Linked DNA regions of Mus musculus: all the other regions are linked to region 2. A link is a loop called in an ENCODE intact Hi-C map of the cell type or tissue named here. Cell type or tissue: heart. All regions are shown on one strand.

Region 1 (2,500 bases), 140 kb before region 2:
CCCAGCAGATGCTACCACCGAGAGGGAGAAATTTCAGCAGAGCAGTCACCGGCTCACTGCTAGAGTAGGAGAGGAAGAAAAGGAGACGCTGAGACCGGACAACAATACTCAGACCTAGTTTGCCTTAACTCTCCAAGAGTATTGGGAGACACGAGATACCGTTTCTTTCAGCATTTAATGTCATCCTCTTCTTCCTTATTTATAATTTTCATAAGAAGCCTGGGTCATGCCAGGTGTTTCCCTCTGAGTCGGAGCGCAGTCCTAAAGTTAGCAGACGCAGGGAAGCACACCTGTATAGTTGCAGACGCACATGGAGCACGGCATTGAGCCTGCCCTGAACATTTCTTTTAGATCAAATTTAAAGCGTGCCATACTCTTTTGCAGAAAAATACACACCTGCTGGGTAAACATAACACAGTAGCTGACAAGGAACAGAAACCTGCTGTTTAAAAGAGAAAATCAAAATTCACCACAATGGACATTACTAGGTTTTTAAGTTCTAGAACTCCCCGGAATTGTCTAAAGTAACCTTGTAGCCAATCCGCTTGAAGACACTAAAAACAATCTGAAACAAGCCACCTACGGTGCCAAAAGCAGTGTCAAAGAGGAGTGAGAGGGTGCCACCCAGGCCCACAGCAATGTCCTTGCACACAATGGGAATGGCCCCCACAGTATACACAGGGAAAGTGGCTACATCCACAAGGACTCGGAGAGGGATGCTCAGAGCTCGGCAGACAGCCTTCAGCAGACAGCAGAGGATCCGGAGGAAGGCCCGGATGACTTTGGCCACAACCTTGAGCACTTTCCAGGGAATGCTCACCAGCTCTTGTCCAATGGCCACGAGGTATGAGACAGTGGCTTCGCCTAGATGGTATAGGCAACTCTCAACAGTGTTTATTGCCTGCTTGGCAACCAACCAAAGGAGATGGACTATATTCCTTAAGACCGCTGTAACAAGGTAATAAATTAACTGGAAAAGCTTAATGAATGGGGTAGCAAGGAAACCCAGGACTTGTCCCAGAAAACTGCTCCCTCCCTCTGGTGGTGCTTCTGGGGACAGCAGGGCAGACCTCTGGCTTTGGGTGCTGGCGAGGGGACTCATTCTCTCTTGAGACTGCAGAGACCGCTCCTCATCTTGGACTTGGTTGACCACTTCCAGAATCTTCTTCATCTTCTCTGTATCTTGCTCCATCTCACCACAGTTGTCCTGGAACAGTTGAGGCTTATGAGGAAGCAGCTTCTCAAGGTCTCTCAGCATCACATCTTCTATGACATCAATGTCCTGGGTGTGCTTGATGAAGCCCATGGCCCAGCCTTCTCCAGGGACTGCACAGCAAGCTGCCAGCCAGACGAATTCAGGGATAGTCACTTTGCCCTTAACTCTGTGCTCTGAGGGAACAGCCCCCGTGAGGATATACAGGTCTTTGCCTTCACTGCAGTGTGGGATCAAGGCTCGGTCCATGAGGCTGTTGAGATTCATGTGCCATCGTTCCCGGAAAGACTGGGTCATTGGAACTGAATTTGTGAGCGGGAATGTGGCCATCTGGAGGTCACTGTTAAGAGGAAATGGGTACAGCTGTCCGATTTCATAGTCAGAGTCAATGTAGTCTGCATTCAAGGCTTGCTTGCTTCCCAGATTGTCCACTGAGGTGAGAGCGTTGGCCTCGTCAATGACCTCCTCGAGGTTGCTGTCAGGGTCATCAATCTGAAAGAAAGAAGGCAGCGCTGAGATTAGGCCCTGCTCACAGAGGTGGGAGAGTCACCTGAACCACCGCCAAAGCTCCAGGGGCATCCTACCCTTCCATCACATCTTACCCTTGGGTTCTCAAGACATGTTTCTTAGACCTATGCGTGCACGTGCACACACACCATTCTAGTATCCCTCAATGCTGGTATTTAAAGTCCTCAAATAGGATGCATCCTGCTTCATGTTCTATGCCTGCCCCACCTTTTACAGTCCTGATGACTCTTCTCAATGTATGTATATACATGCAGGTACATGTAGGGTGTATGTGCATACAAGCACATGCATGTGATATCAGAGGATAACCTTGAGTGCCATTCCTCAAGAGCAAAAATCCACCTTAATTTAAAAAAATTAACTTACAACAAATTAGGTTTCTTTTTTTAAAAAAAAATGGTTTTGTTGTTCCTCTTCTAGGCCTTGGATTTGTTTGTTTGTTCGTTTGTTTGTTTTAAACTTAAACAAAAAGTTTCATGTTATGCTATGTATTTCTGAGGAGTTATATGCAGTGTGTACAGATGCACACAAAAGCCAAAAGAGATCACCATCATATCCCCTGCAACTGTGTTTACAGGAGGCCAGACACTGCTGGTGATGGTGCTGGAAACAGAGTGTGGGTCCTCTGGAAGAGCCACCCTTCCATCGTGCCAACCTTGTTTATTGAGACGGAGTTTCTCATTCACCTGGGGTTCACTAACCAGGCTGACTGGCCATCAAGCCTCAGGAATTTGCCTGTCTCTATCTCCCTTGCCCTGG
Region 2 (2,500 bases):
TTTTGCAAGGGAGGAAGTGGGGACCAGTAGAGATGTCAGGGGAAACCTCACAGAGGAAGCAGCACTAAGCTATGCCCTGAAGAACCGAGTTACAGGTGTCTTGGAGGCAGAGGTGAAGAACACAGTCCCAAGTCTTTAAAAACAGATGAATGCATGCCTGAACTTAAGTTGAAAGCCAGCCTGGGCTGCACTGTAAGAGCTTGGCTCAAAACTCAAATGAAACAATGGAATCCTGCCTTGTTGAAAGAAACAGAAATGTCCAGTTGAGTGTATCTTGAGTGTGGTGTGCCTGTGACTAAAGGCAGGCAGGAGGCAGACTGTGTAAGTAAAAGCAAGAGGCTGTTTTATCCTAAGTGTCAAAACCACTACCTGGTAATCTGAAAAAATCACTCTGTTTGTGCAAAACTAGGAAAGTCCCTATGAAAGCAATTACAAATCAAGAGGAAATGACAGTGGCCTGAAGGAGTGTGGTGACAAGCAAAGGAACTTCAGGGTAATTTTCACAATACTGGACAAGAGTGGCAGGTGAACAGGATGTGACGAGGGAAGGAAGAGGGTCTCCATCTTTGGGTTTGAGTCACTAATGTGAAAGCGGTGTCCTTTGTGTGAGGCTCAGGGCAAAAATATGAAGCTTTCACCTTCTACTTGGGGAGCGGGCACATTCGGGAGGGAGTGGGTTCTTTTCTAATTCTCTTTCTTCATTTAAAAGTTCCAAAGGAAGGACAGAAAAGAACGGAAATGTTCAATTTTAGGAGACCCTTCCACTTGAGATAAACTGGAGAACAGAATCCTCTTTACCGAGCATCGGCCGTCCCCAAGATCTCAATGATGGGGCACAAGACAACGTTGGCGAAGCCATCTTAATCCCATCTCGTGCTCCTCCTGGCAGTTAGGCCCACTGCTCCATAAATTGTCACTATCGTAAACGCTCACAAGCATCTCCCCTCACGCTACAACGCTTAATGCATATAGCTATATATCTATATATTTATATATCTTAACAAGCAATGCGACTATAACCCTTGCCTTCAAGGCTAGTGGTTTCGCAGGAATGGTACCTTTGGAAAGCTCGTGGCTGCCCCCGTACTTATTTGCGCCTTCTTCATATCCACTTAAGTGACAACTCTAGTCCCTAGGCTGCGGGGTCTACTGAGGAGCAGGAGCCGTTGGGTCGGTCAGTTGGCAAGCTCTCCTCACATCTCTCTTGCGAGACGCGGACCGGCTCCTGGCGCCTCCGTCCTCGCAGAACCGCAGCGAACGAGTCTGGGAGGGGGTCGGGAAAGGAAAAGACGCAAGAGAGATTAAGTAATTGGTTCGCAAAGGAAAAAAGATGATATTTGGGGTCGACTATGAAGCACCGGTTTCAAACGCCCGCCCCCTAAGCTGCCTTGGCTCCGCCCCTAGGCAACGTCATTCCATCTTTTTCCCGTGTCTTTGCTGATTGGTCACTGCGTCAGCCTGTGAGAGACGGTTTAAAAAAAAAAAAAAAAAAAACACACACACAACTCCGGAATTGCTTCCGGGTGTGGAGTTCGCATCTTCTCCACAGCCATTGGAAGTGCGAAGGTTTTGCTTCCGGGTCTCAACCGAGCCCCTGGTGTAAAAACTGGAAGCTCTGCATTTTGTTTCCGGTCTTGGGCCTGGCGCCCCCGGCGCCGAGATTTCTGGGAGCTAAGGGTCGCATTGGTTCATGAGTGAGTTTCGGAAGGTGCTGCGTAGGACCCCCGCCAGAGTGAGCAGCCGGGCATGGTGGTTTGTGGTTCTTGTGTGGGTGGCACCGGGGAGCCGAGTCGCCGCCGCAGCCCGTGACGATCGTACAGGCCGCGGTGCAGGGATGGTGGTCCGGAGCTGAAGCCGAGCCCGGGGCGGTCACCGGTGCAGCGCCTCAGACACTGAGAAAAGCAAAGGAGGGTGGGATGGGGAGAAACTCCCACTTCACACACGATCTGTGTGAGCAGCTGCTTAAGCTAACGGAGATTTAGTAGCCCTGCAGTTAGGCTGCAATTCTTATTTGACAGCTAAAAATGGCAAAGGTTCTCTTGTAGCCTAGGCTAGCTTCGAACTCCCGATTCTTTTGCTTTCACCTCCCAAGCTCTGGAATCACAGGAGTACCCCCATCATACCCAGTTCAGGATGGGTTCTTGATACTTGGTTGGGTGGAGTTCCGATTTTCTGAGCATCGCGGAAGTTACAGCCTTGATAAATGTTGTGGTAACTGCTTTAGAAGAAAATTGAGTCAACAAGATTCTGGGGTAATGGTTGCCCATGTAAATGTCACTGGGGACTTTAAACAAATTTTAACATAATAAGTTTGACTGTGACTTTAAAAGAAATTTGTTTTTTATTGGGTTCTTTGCTGTAGTGTGAGGTTTCTGGTAGAACAGCAAATCTTGGCCGGACAGTTACATTGTGAGATCCTATAATTAAAAAAAAAAAAAAAAAAGAATAAATTTTTTTTAAAAAAGAATAAAATAAAATCTCAGAGAAGCTAGTGCTAGTG
Region 3 (2,500 bases), 120 kb before region 2:
CTGAGGGAAAGTAAGTTTAGATCGGCACATATCTTCCCTATATGCACAAGCTAAGAACTCTTTCTACTGGCCTGAGCTCAGAGATCCTTACAGCAGGACGCTGGACACAGGAGGATGTGAGAAGGTAATATTGGTGCAGACTGCCTGAAACCTGCCTGGCCAATGGTAGCTGGAAATATGACCAAGGTACAATCCATACTTTCAGGTGGAGACACCTGAAAGCCAGAAGCTTTGTATTGGTGGCCGGCAGGAACCAAGGGCTCTGGGACACACAGGGCTGGAAGGCTGGGGAGAAGTCAGAGAGGCAGGACAGGGTGTCTTACTGCGGAGACCTGGCAGAGGAGAGCCAGTCAGCAGTTTCTGTATGGCCCATGGAAGGCTTTCTCGGTGTTTGATCCCTGCCGCCAGACAGACCCAACACTGTGAAAGGTCACTTGATTGCAATGGTCTGATAATCTACAGATACGAAGATTCAGGAAAAACTGGTTTGTCCTTTCTGCGTGGGTACTACCCCCACTGAGCTTCCCAAAGTCCTTGCACTGTCAGAAGCTTTCCCCTAGCAGAAAGGGCAGTGATTTTCTAGCCTCAAGACCAGCTCACTCATCTCACCAGCTGGGTGGTCTTCTGCAAGCTCCTTCACCCCTCCTTGTCTGGAGCTGCTTCCTGTAAAGTGGGGTGAACTTGCCCACCGCCCAAATGTTGCTGAGGGGATGTGGGCGGGCCTGGGAAGCTTGTGCTTCCCGCGGATCTGCCCGGTCTTGGCCACCAAGGGCTGTCTCCCAGTTCATGTTCTCTACTACCCAGGAAACCAACCAGACACTGCAGACGTCTGAGCCCAAGAGGAGGGAGGGCCATCTCCTCGGGGAACCTCCCGCCCCTGCGGCTTAAGTGGAGACTCCCACCCAGGCAAGGCAGGCTGCAGTTTGGGGATGGGGAGACGCTGGGGGGTAGATCTGAACTTCAGATCCCGGTTCTCCCGAGTCCTGCTTACCTGCGGCTCCAGCAGCCCGCGCTGCTCGGCACTGCGGGACGCCGGGCGCGCAGCGCGAAACGCGGAGAACACGGGGATGCGGTGGCCAGGACTGTACAGAGTGGCGAAGCGCTCGGAGCCCGCGAAGCGTTGACAGATCCTCACGTGCGCTTCGGTCGCCAGCCCGGCGGGTGGGGTCCCCTTGTAGAAGAAACGGTCGCATTCGCCGAAGCCCGCTTGCTGCGGGAGCAGCAGCCGGGCCTGCAACAGCCCTGCCAGGGCCAGGAGGCCGCCCAGCGCCAGCCAGCGCGCACAGCCCATGGCGGCCTCTGCGCGGCCGGGCGCCGCTAGAGCAGGGAAGTCCGCGGTGAGCCTCTCTGGCGGGGCGGCTCTGGGCCAAGGCCGCGCCCCTTCTCCGCCTCCACCCCGAAGATGGCTGCAGTGCTCAGCCGCGGCTTTCTGCGGCTGCACCCACCCCTGGAGACCGGACACCTGCCGCGGCGCTGCTGTGTGCCAGAGCTCCCCCTCCGCGCTGGACTGGCTTAGCCCAAGGGGCTGTCCCCAGGGCTGGCGCTGAGAAGTCGGACCTTGCGTGCACCAGGTTCCTCCGGGATGGGGAGATGTCCACAGAGGAGACGGTGCCTACCCTTCCGCATCAGACCCCAGTTAAGAAACCCTGTTAAAGCCGGGTTTTTGGTAGAGGCAGGGGGATCCGTAAGACCCTGCTAAATAAATAAATAAATAAATAAATAAATAAATAAATAAATAAATAAATAAATAAATAAATACTGATAAAGGAAGTTCTTAGGCAGACAGCACAGCCCGGCCGTGGTTTACTTGGTATGAGCATTAGATATCAAACCGAAACTCAGAAGGGAACAAGACAGCCAACACCCTGTATTCATCCCACTGCTCACATGCCTCTGCACACCCCCACCTTGAATTAGTAGAGTGATAACCGACAAGAGCAGGATCTCTGTTTGGTGAGCCTAGTATTAATTAAAAAACAAGCAAACAAACAAACAAACAAACAAAACATGCTGTTTACGGAATCACTGAAAACCCAGTGTTAATCCACTGCGTGACTCCTACAGGGTTTTAGGATACAGTGAAGGAAGTTGGCCTGAAAAGATGATATCTGAACTGACACCCTGAGGAAGGCAGCCCCAAGCTGGACTTTCCCAGAGGGGAAAAGAATGTGGGAGGGACTTGAGACAGGCTGGTGGAATAAAGAGCAGAGGAATCTGGCTGGGATGTGAGCAGAGTGATTGACTAGGATTAAGAAGCCCAGCCCCGGTTCCCACTCCCAGTAAATAACTAGCTGTGGTGGTGTGCACAGGGACCAGGAGTTCAAAGGCAGAATGGGCTTCTTGGACCCTGACTCAAACTGAAGTAATTAATTTAGTTTAAAAATAAAACTGAGGTCTGGAGCAACAGTATACATTAGGTTAGGGAACTGAGAAGGGCGACTTAGGCTCGTAATTCCGGGACAGAGGTTAAGACCAGCCTGGACTACAAATCAAGACCGTT

Evidence for each region. A loop is a pair of places that touch in the nucleus more often than their neighbours do. Peaks named below come from ENCODE experiments on the same cell type or tissue, not always from the same donor. Only the 100,000 strongest peaks of a DNase experiment are listed, where the experiment ranks them.
Region 1: it touches region 2 in a loop (2.4-fold over the local background); 4 of 42 quality-filtered maps call a loop at or near these places.
Region 3: a loop joins it to region 2, with 2.4 times the contacts of the local background. A loop is called at or near these places in 12 of 42 quality-filtered maps.

What each region holds. Positions count from the first base shown.
Region 1 is chr9:14,356,183-14,358,682 of GRCm38, forward strand. Endod1 (endonuclease domain containing 1) reads right to left here. Exons shown (of 2, transcript NM_028013.3): 2 at 1-1,705. The coding sequence ends at 500. Among named protein-coding and RNA genes, the nearest start is that of Gm34156, 12 kb to the right of the region's middle. In heart, a CTCF peak has its summit at 1,021 (motif pointing left); no DNase peak of the experiment used is centred here.
Region 2 is chr9:14,499,050-14,501,549 of GRCm38, forward strand. Kdm4d (lysine (K)-specific demethylase 4D) reads right to left here and starts at 1,433. Exons shown (of 2, transcript NM_173433.2): 1 at 1,059-1,433. It overlaps Cwc15 (CWC15 spliceosome-associated protein), which reads left to right and starts at 1,570. Exons shown (of 7, transcript NM_023153.3): 1 at 1,570-1,732. In heart, no CTCF peak of the experiment used is centred here; a DNase peak (open chromatin) is centred at 1,522; H3K4me3 peaks cover 2,188 bases; H3K27ac peaks cover 1,242 bases.
Region 3 is chr9:14,379,680-14,382,179 of GRCm38, forward strand. It overlaps Endod1 (endonuclease domain containing 1), which reads right to left and starts at 1,563. Exons shown (of 2, transcript NM_028013.3): 1 at 992-1,563. The coding sequence starts at 1,291. In heart, a CTCF peak has its summit at 1,364; DNase peaks (open chromatin) are centred at 852, 1,422 and 2,202; H3K4me3 peaks cover 2,444 bases; H3K27ac peaks cover 1,862 bases.